Regions from separate parts of the Homo sapiens genome. Here region 1 is linked to region 2. Evidence: chromatin contacts called from ENCODE Hi-C or POLR2A ChIA-PET data. All regions are on one chromosome and are shown on one strand. The core of a region is the stretch at or near the end of the contact, and the rest is flanking DNA. Distances in the headings are between cores, read along the strand shown.

Region 1 (5,658 bases), core at 235-2,734, 280 kb after region 2:
GGGGAGGGAGGAGGGAAAGCATTAGGAGATATACTTAATGTAAATGACAAGTTAATGGGTGCAGCACACCAACATGGCACTTGTATACATATGTAACAAACCTGCACATTGTGCACATGCACCCTACAACTTAAAGTATAATAAGAAAAAAAAAAGAATCCTGGCTTACTCCTGTAACTGGGGCCCCCAGATGTCTCAAAACAGAGGTCACATTCAGCTGTCTACAGAGGTCAGGCAAATATCACAACTAAATGTGTCTGGCCAGGTAGGTATAAGTGCCCGGGAGAGGTAAGGTCTACAGCAAACTGGGACAGCCAGACTCCTTCTAAAGTGGCTCCAGCTAATTGTTGCCATGGAGATGGTGGGCTTGATGTCAAAAAACTTTTGATTTTCTGATAGAAACTGGAAAACTTGATTTAATTATGTGAAAGTTCCTGTTCAACTAATTCAAAATTTCGACACAGTGTCTACCAAATAAAACTCAGCCACAGACAAGCCAGAGAGTTTGGCAAGTTTATTACCACAAATAAAACCAACTACCTCTATCAGATCTAGTTGGCAAGCTGAGGAAGCCTGAAGCTATCCTACACCTGGTTTGCCCTGAACTTACTGAACTCCAGTTTGAAGAACTAGTGGTATTTTCATGAATTGTTATTTTTGTGGCCTGATATGACATTCCCACCTCCTTCTATCTGGCAAACTCCAAAACTTGTGATGAGACCTTCATGACTCATCTTTATCATCACCTCCCATGTGTAAACCTGGACTTTCCCAGATAGACAGCCCAGCCTCCCCATTTTCACCACTCCCTGCTCAATACTCCTTATTCATGCCTCTATTACAGCCCTTATCACATCATTTTATAACTGTCTGTCATCTGTCACTAGAGGGTGAGCACCTCAAAGTCTAGGATTTTATCTTGTTCATTCTGTGTTCCCAGCTCCCTGGCACTTTACTGACACAATGCTTGTGGAATGAATGAATAAACAGCACAGATCAGTAATTAAACCAATGTCAGGAAGCTACTAGATATAATTACAAATTAGTATTCATGACAATAAGTTTATCATCATAAGAGCTTAGGAGTGGAGGAAAACAATTTTCAGCAGGATGGCTAAGGAATTTGCATTTGAACTGGGAAACTAATTCTCATAGGTAAGGGGAGGAAAAAGGAAGAACAGTCTGGAAATGAAACTAAAGTCCCAAAGGTCAGAAAGCCTGCGGTGGTCTCTGACAGCGAGAACGGTAGGGGTGGCAAGTAAGACAACAAATGAAATAAAATAATTATAATAAAGTATTCTTAAAGGGGAACTGTGAGGAGACAGTTGTGTAGGGACAACTGAGGTGGTGGGATAAGAATAAGAAAGTGCTTCGAGGACTCTGCTGACAGCCATCTTGAACCACTGCCACACTTGTAAAGGTGTTTGTTTCCTATGGTGATATCACTGTTGCTTCTTTTCCCTAGCTTCAGTCCTGCAGAGACTTTACACTAGGAGCTGCTCCTTCCATTTAGGTATGCCGCCACCGTGCGGTGGGAGTGTGCAGCTACATGACTTACTGGCAGGCTCACATTTTACCTTAACATAAGTGGATGGAAATTGTTCTCAAGCTCAGCACGTTTACAGATCCAACTTTAATGACATCTAAATATCATACAGAGATTTATCTTTACATTAGCTGGGGTCAAGCAAAGAAGACCATACGCAACTCAGTTCACAATCAACCAGGCCCTCCCTCCTTCATGTGTATTCCTTCTGTGTTTTCCTCCTCTTTAGGAACAGAGGTTTATTCAACTTTGCTTCCTCCATAGGGCCTTACATACTGCAGGTGCTTTAAAAAAATCTCTGCTTAGTGGACTTATATAAAGATGATATAGCACGTTTGTTTTTTAAAGTTCCAAAAACATTTTATCACTTTTTCAGAAAAGTGAGAGTAGAAATTTTTCACCCATAATTCCACCGCCCTAAAACAGTGACTATTAATGATTAGCAAACAATTCAAAATAACTATCCTGGCCAGGTGCGATGGCTCACGCCTGTAATCCCAACACTTTGGGAGACCAAGGCGGGCGGATCACTTGAGGTCAGGAGTTCGAGACCAGCCTGGCCAACATGGCCAAACCTCGTCTCTACTAAAAATATAAAAATAGCCAGCAGTGGTGGTGCATGCCTATAATCCCAGCTACTCAGAAGGCAGAAGAATCACTTGAACCCAGGCAGCGGAGGTTGCAGTGAGCCAAGATTGCACTACTGCACTCCAGCCTGGGCGACAGAGCAAAACTCTGTTTTTTTGTTTTTTTGTTTTTTTTTTTTGAAAAAACAAAACAAAAGATCTGGCTTTGTTTTTACTCTCCATGGACCATTAGCCATAAGGAATTGTTGGACACTATCTGATATGGAAAGAGATGTATTTCAGGTTAAGTGAAGGAAATTTAAAGCAGGTTAAAATGCTTTTGGTTTTAAGTAAAAGAGAACTTGACTCAAATTAGCTTAAATGGAGATGTACTGGCTCATGTAATGAAAAGTGTGGGATTCAGACACAGTGTTTCCAGAGCTTCACTCAGGAAGATTCGGCCTTCATGGTGGCAATATGCCAGCTAGAAAAGAGGTATGTGCCGAGTAAAGCCCTTCTCTTTATGGCATTTGGCTCCCTCCCCATCTCCTTGCCAATTAAACCCATTCAACTAGCTTAATGTGTGCAGAGCCAGCTCATTCAGCCTCCCTGTCTCTTCATTGTTAGATATGATTAGTCAACCAAGGGACTCCACATATTTGAGGAAAAACTATTCATGAAAGACAAAGATAAATAAACATAAAAAATATGTCCCCAGAAGTAATAGAGATGGTCTTGGAAACAGAAAAAAATTACAAAAATTAGCCAGGCTTGGTGGCGGGCACCTGCAATCCCAGCTACTCTGGAGGCTGAGGCAGGAGAATCGCTTGAAACCGGAAGGAGGAGGTTGCACTAGTCGAGCTCATGCCACTGCACTCCAGCCTGGGCGAAAGAGTGAAACTCCGTCTCAAAAAAAAAAAAAAAAAGAAAAAAAAAACCCATACTTTCAAACACAGAACCACTGGTCCACAGAACCACTGGTCACGGTGGCTTACATCTATAATCCAAGCACTTTGGGAGGCCTAAGCAGGTGAAACACTTGAGGTCAGGAGTTCAACACTAGCCTGGGCAACATGACGAAACCCTGTCTCTACAAAAAATACAAAAATTCACTGGCATGGTGGCGTGTGCCTGTAGTTCCAGCTACTCAGAAGCCTGAGGTGAGAGGAGAGCTTGAGCCCAGGAAGTCGAGGCTGCAGTGGGCTAAGATTGTGCCACTGCACTCCAGCCTGGGCAACAGAGCAAGACCCTGTCTCAAAACAAAAACGAACAAACAAAAACAACAACAACAAAATGCAGTACCATTTACAACCACTCCAAGGAAAATAAGGTACTTGGATATTCATTTGATATGGTTTGAATGTTTGTGTCCCTCCAAAATTCATATTGAAAATCTCCAATGCAATAGTAGTAAGAGGCAGGGCCTTTACGAGGTGATTGGGTCATGACTAATCCCATCCATGAGGGATTAGCCTTATAGAAGGGTTTGAGGGAGTCTGTTAGTCCTCTTTGCCCTTCTACATTTCCACCATGTGAGGATGTAGCAAAGAGGTGCCATTGATGAAGCAGAGAGCAAGCCATCACCAGACACCAAACCTGCTGGTGCCTTGATCTTGGACTTCCCAACCTCCAGAACTGTGAGAAATCAATTTCTATTTATTTTTATGTATGTATGTATTGAGACGTAGTCTTGCTCTGTCATCCAGGCTGGAGTTCAGCGGTACAATCTCGGCTGACAGCAACCTCTGCCTCCCAGGCTTAGGTGATTCTCCTGCCTCAGCCTCCCGAGTAGCTGGAATTACAGGCATGCACCACCATACCCAGCTAATTTTGTATTTTTAGTAGGGACAGGGTTTTGTCATGTTGGCCAGGCTGGTCTCAAACTCCTGACCTCAGGTGATCCACCCGCCTCAGCCTCCCAAAGTGTTGGGATTACAGGCATGAGCCACCGTGCCCAGCCTTAAATTTCTATTATTTACAAATTACCCAGTCTACGGTATTTTGTTACAGCAGCCTTAATAGACCAAGATAAAATTTTATTATATTTCTTATTTTTATTTTTTGGAGACAGAGTCTTGTTCTATCCCCCAGGCTGTAGTGCGGTGGCACGATCTCGGCTCGCTGCAACCTCTGCCTCCCGGGTTCAAGCGATTCTCATGCCTCAGCCTCCTGGGTAGCTGGGACTACAAGCATACACCACCACACCCAGCTAATTTTTATACATATATATATATATATATATATATATTTTTTTTTTTTTTTTTTTTTAGACTGAGTTTCACTCTTGTTGCCCAGGCTGGAGTGCAATGGCGTGATCTTGGCTCACTGCAACTTTTGCCTCCTGGGTTCAAGCCATTCTCCTACCTCAGCCTCCCAAGGAGCTGGAATTGCAGGCATGTGCCACTACGCCCTGCTAATTTTGTATTTTTAGTAGAGATGGGGTTTCTTCATGTGGGTCAGGCTGGTCTTGAACTCCCGACCTCAGGTGTTCCGCCTGCCTCAGCCTCCCAAAATGCTGGGATTACAGGCGTGAGCCACTGTGCCTGGCCCTATTTTTTATATTTTTAGTACAGACAGGATTTTGCCATGTTGTCCAGGCTGGTCATGAACTCCTGACCTCAGGTGATCCACCTGCCTTGGCCTCCCAAAGTGCTGGGATTACAGGTGTGAGCCACTCCTCCTGACCTAAGATAATATTTTTAAAAATAATTTATTGGCTGGGCGCAGTGGCTCACGCCTGTAATCTCAGCACTTTAGGAGGCCGAGGTGGTCGGATCATGAGGTCAGGAGATCGAGACCAGCCTGGCCAACATGGTGAAACCCCATCTCTACTAAAAATTCAAACAAAATTAGCTGGGTGTGGTGGTATGTGCCTGTAATCCCAGCTACTCAGGAGGCTGAGGCAGGAGAATCGCTTGAATCAGGGAGTTGGAGGTTGCAGTGAGCCGAGATCACGCCACAGCACTCCAGCCTGGCGACAGAGCAAGACTCCATCTCAATAAATAAATAAGTAAATAAATAAATAAATAAATAAAATAATTTACCGAGGTGAAATTCACATAACTTAAAATTAACCATTTTATTTATTTATTTATTGTTTTGAGACAGAGGTCTTACTCTGTCGCCCAGGCTAGAGGGTGGTGGCGCAGTCCTGGTTCACTGTAGCCTCTGCCTCCTGGGTTCAAGTGATTCTCATGCCTCAGCCTCTGGAGTAGCTGGGATCACAGGTGCACATCACCATGCCTGGCTGATTTATTGTAATTTTAGTAGAGATGGGGTTTCACCATGTTGACTGGGCTGGTCTCGAACTTCTGACCTCAGGTGATCCACCCACCTCAGCCTCCCAAATTGCTGGGATTACAGGTGTGAGCCACCGTGCTGGCCTAACCATTTTATTTTATTTTATTTTTATTAATTTTTAAGATGGAGTCTTGCTCTGTTGCCCAGGCTGGAGTGCATTGGCTTGATGTCAGCTCACTGCAACCTCCACCTCCTGGGTTCAAGCAATTCTCCTGCCTCAGCCTCCTAAGTAACTGAGGCTACAGG
Region 2 (5,070 bases), core at 877-3,376:
AGTTGGTTAGGTCAGATCTCTTTCACTGTCTCAATTACAATTTTGTAATGGCAGTTTTATGACCAAATTTACAATATACAGACCAAAATGCCTTCATGAGAACTCCAGAAAGCAGTCCTCTAAGCTTTAAGACTGTTGTTTATTGACACCCAAAGGTCATCATAAAATGTATCTTGCTACAGCTGTTGCCACTTCACTAAAGCCTGCTGAGGTCTTGCCCAGGAACTTTCTTCTTAGCCCTGCAAGAGTATCAGGTCTGCTTCTATAAACTCATGCCATCAGCTGGCCTCTCCTGTGTCACCCAAGCTACACACTCCTTCCTGCTTTTACTTACTTGAAAAGCTGGCCTCCCATCAAAACTCACGGTCTTCTTATGTGTTACTACTCTATAAATCCAGAACCGACTTACCCTTTTCCAAGGGAGTCAAGCTTAAAAGTGTCCCAAGCCCACCAAGCAATCTCAGACTATTACATTACATTCACCAAAGACATAAGCTCTCATTAAGCATGTCATGGAATGCTGAACACACCAAGGGCAGGTTCAACCATGTATCCTGTCTGCTGTTTTGAAATGTTTTGTGTGTTCCTTAGATATTATTGAATGCTGTAGGAAGAAAAAGAAAAGGGTTTCCACAATCAAATAGGGTTGTGAAACTACTTGCTCTCTCGGAGAGTCACAGTGCTCATTAGCATATTAAAGGTTCTGGGTCTTCTTTCAAAATGGAAATCGATTTAACCATGTTTAAACCAGCATTTCCCAAATTTACTTGGTCATTTAACCTTCTTTGGTTAAAATAGCTCAAAAAACTAGTTCAGGGACAACTGGCTTAAAAGAAATTAAAGTATAGTATTATTTTAAAATACTCATCTGACAAAGGGCTAATATCCAGAATCTACAATGAACTCAAAGGAATTTACAAGAAAAAAACAAACCCCCATCAAAAAGTGGGCGAAGGACATGAACAGACACTTCTCAAAAGAAGACATTTATGCAGCCAAAAAACACATGAAAAAATGCTCACCATCACTGGCCATCAGAGAAATGCAAATCAAAACCACAATGAGATACCATCTCACACCAGTGAGAATGGCGATCATTAAAAAGTCAGGAAACAACAGGTGCTGGAGAGGATGTGCATAAATAGGAACATTTTTACACTGTTGGCGGGACTGTAAACTAGTTCAACCATTGTGGAAGTCAGTGTGGCGATTCCTCAGGGATCTAGAACTAGAAATACCATTTGACCCAGCCATCCCATTACTGGGTATATACCCAAAGGATTATAAATCATGCTGCTATAAAGACACATGCACACGTATGTTTATTGCGGCACTATTCACAATAGCAAAGACTTGGAACCATCCCAAATGTCCAACAATGACAGACTGGATTAAGAAAATGTGGCACATATACACCATGGAATACTATGCAGCCATAAAAAATGATGAGTTCATGTCCTTTGTAGGGACATGGATGAAATTGGAAATCATCATTCTCAGTAAACTATCGCAAGAACAAAAAACCAAACACTGCATATTCTCACTCATAGGTGGGAACTGAACAATGAGAACACATGGACACAGGAAGGGGAACATCACACTCTGGGGACTGTTGTGGGGTGGGGGAAGGGGGGAGGGATAGCATTAGGAGATATACCTAATGCTAAATGACGAGTTAATGGGTGCAGCACCCCAGCATGGCACATGTATACATATGTAACTAACCTGCACATTGTGCACATGTACCCTAAAACTTAAAGTATAATAATAATAAAATAAAATAAAATAAAGTCTCAAATTAAATAAAATCTTGGCATAAAAGTAGTTGTTTCAGAGACAAATGGCAGAATAGAAAGTCCCAGCCCTTATTCCCCAGGGAAAATACAATTTAACAATATGCAGACAAAAATGCTTTTATGAGAACTCCGGAAACCAATGAAGACATGCAGCAGCCCCAAGGGAGTGAAAGGCTTTGGATAATAAGAGCCTGTTTCACTTTATTCCTAATTTCCCCTCCCCGAAACCAACAAAGCTCAGCTTGTCTCACAGCTTCTGGGGAGTGGGTAAGAAGAGTAGAACGTGTATCCAATGTTCTAATATTTTCAGAGAGCTTCCTGAAGGACAGGTTTCAGTCTTGACTAACTTGGGGCACTAACAGAACTGACATAGTTTGCATGCCTGGGAGCCACTGAAGCAAGGAAAAGATGAGGCAGCTTGCTGCAGCACCAAAGAGCCTACATGACCACATAGAGAAGCTGAGTCATCTCAAAACAATCAGAAGAAGGCACCAAACTCATGGCTTCTCCCTAGGGATGTAGTGAGAAGAATGAGCATATGTTTGGCATTCCAACTTTGCAGAGAGCTACCTAAAAGATTAGTGTCTATCTCACCTGATTCTATGTGCATACAGGGAGCTGTCATACTTTGGATGCTTGGGGACCTGAGAACAAAGGAGAAGAGAGTGGCTCATTGCTGCACCACAGAACCTGCAGTACTGGAGACAGACACTAGAAAAAGTAAGAGATTACAAGCTCCTGAAAAACAAACTAGCAAACCTCTCTAATTGGGAAACTATGTGTACAAGCCCAGAAAAGTTGCATCCCCCCAAAAAAGTTTTCAGAGGTCCCCAGAATCTATAGCCAGGATGATTAGTGAGTTCTTCCCTCAATGAAGCCAGTCCATAAAGACTGGGAAGTGTCACTGTTTTTTCAAATGCATAAAAGTCAGCTCCCATGTCCCCCCCCCACCCCAAAAATCACAAGGCATACAAAGAAACAGGGAAACATAGCCAAATCAAGAAAAAAGATAAATTTTCAGGAACCAACCCAAAGGAAATAGAGATCTATTGATTACTTGACAAATAATACAAAATAACTGTCTTAAAGAGGCTCAATTATTTATAAGACAGCACAGATAAATACCTAAACAAAATCAGAAAAACAATTCATAAACAAAATGAAAATATCAACAAAGAAGTAGAAACTATACAAAACAACCAAGCAAAAATTATAGAGCTGAAAAGTACAATAACTGAATTGAAAAATATACTAGAGACATACAACAACAGACTTGATCAAGTAGGAAGAATTAGCAAATGTGAGAATAGATCATAAAAAATTATTGAGTCACAGAAGAAGAAAGAATAAAGAAAAATGAATAACTCCTAAGAAACTTATGGGACATCATCAAGCAGAACACCATCTGCATTATGGGAATTCAAGGAGAAGAGAAAGAGAGAAAAGAACAGAGTTTATTCAAAGAAATAACTGCTGAAAATCTCCAAAATCTAAGGTAGGAAATGGACATCCAAATGCAAGAAACATAAAGAAATAGGATCGTGACTAACATAAACCCAAAGAGGTCCCCACCAGGATGCATTATAATCACATTGTCAAAAGTCAAAGATAAAGAGAGATTCTTGAAAGCAGCAAGCGAAAAGTGACTCATGATGTTCAATGAAAATTCTATTAAGATTAGCAATGGATTTCTCAGCAGACACCTCACAGGAAAGCAGGGAGTGAGATAATATATTCAAAGAGCTGAAAGAAAAAAAATGCAGGCAATATACTATATCCAGCAAAACTGTCAAGTGGAAATGAAGAATAAAGATTTTTTCCAGATAAATAAAATGTGAGGAGGTTTATTATCCTAGATCTGCCTTAGAAGAAATGCTACAGGAAGTCCTACTAGTTTAAATATAAGATTTCTACAGTAGTCCCCCCTTTTCTGTGGGGAATACATTTCAAGACTCCCAGGGGACATGTGAAACCATAGATAGTAACAAATCTGATTGCTGTTGATCGAACACATTTCTGTTCATGTCCTCTACCTACAAATTTAATGCCTTATGCATCTCAATTAAGTACTTCTCATGAACTGTGGCTACGATTTTGGCAATTTAAGGTGCTACAGTAAAACTAGCACAGATTTGATTTTCCTTCTTCACAATTTCATGAATAGAAGTTTTGTTCTTACTATAGATCTTAGCAATCTCAGTGTACAATATTTTTCTTATTAAGTTGAGAACTTTCACCTTTTCACTTAAAGAAAGCATTTTACAGCTTTTTTGGCAAATCTGAATTGCCAGCATAACTACTCTTGTTCTTCAGGTGATTATTAAGTAAAATAAGAATTACTTGAACATAAGCACTGCAATACAACAGTCATTATCACAACTGAGACAGCTTCTAAATGACTAAGCAGTAGGGAGCATATACAGTGTAGATATGCTGAAAAAAGGAATGATTCATACCCCAAGCAGGACTGAACAAGATGACACAATATTTCATCATGCTACTCAAAACAGAGTGAAATTTAAAACTTATGAATTGTTCGTTTCTAAAATATTCCATTTAATATTTTGGGGCTGTGGTTGACTGCAGGTAACTAAAACTGTAGAGAGTGAAACTGTGGGTAATGGGGGACTACTGTAGAGAGCAACATGAAGGTATATTAAAATATAAAGCTTCTTGGTAAAGATAAATATATTTTAAAAATACAGAATGCTGTAATACTTTATTAGTGGTTGTATTAGTTCATTCTTGCACTGCTCTAAAGAAATACCTAAGACTGGCTAATTTATAAAGAAAACATGTTTAGTTGGCTCACAGTTCCACAGGCTCTACAGGAAGCATGGTTAGGGAGACTGCAGGAAACTCCACCATGGCAGAAGGCTAAGGGGAAGCAGGCAAATCTTACATGATGAGAACAAGAGGAAGAGAGAGATGGGGGAGGTGCCACACACTTTTAAATAACCAAATCTTATGAGCACTCACTCACTACTATGAGAGCAACACTGAGGGGAAACCAACACCCAGATCCAATCACCTCCCACAATGCCCCACCTCCCACATTGGGGATTACAATTTGACATGAGATTTGGGTGGGAACACAGACCAAACCTATATCTTTCTGCCCCTGACTCCTCCAAAATCTCAGGTCCTACTCACATTTGAAAATATAATCATGTCTTCCCAACAGTTCCCCAATGAGTTAATTCATTCCAGCATTAACTCAAAAGTCCAAAGTCTCATCTGAGACAAAACTAGTCCCTTCCTGTAAAATCAAAAA

The links. Hi-C counts contacts between places; a loop is a spot of excess contacts on that map. ChIA-PET counts read pairs that join two places held with the same protein, here RNA polymerase II (POLR2A). Pooled maps may share reads with other maps.
Region 1: a loop to region 2 is called in a pooled map, with 2.1 times the contacts of the local background. The contact joins two enhancer-like sites. A Hi-C loop is called at or near these places in 1 of 50 pooled maps. POLR2A ChIA-PET finds 5 or more read pairs at or near these places in 2 of 52 experiments (BJ and GM12878).

Annotation. Positions count from the first base shown.
Region 1 is chr3:36,957,372-36,963,029 of GRCh38, forward strand. No RefSeq gene overlaps it. Among named protein-coding and RNA genes, the nearest start is that of TRANK1, 15 kb to the left of the region's middle. Within about 2 kb of position 1,485, at least 7 of the 41 ENCODE cell types and tissues checked have a DNase peak (open chromatin) inside an H3K27ac peak, as active enhancers do.
Region 2 is chr3:36,675,350-36,680,419 of GRCh38, forward strand. No RefSeq gene overlaps it. Among named protein-coding and RNA genes, the nearest start is that of DCLK3, 87 kb to the right of the region's middle. Within about 2 kb of position 2,127, at least 4 of the 41 ENCODE cell types and tissues checked have a DNase peak (open chromatin) inside an H3K27ac peak, as active enhancers do.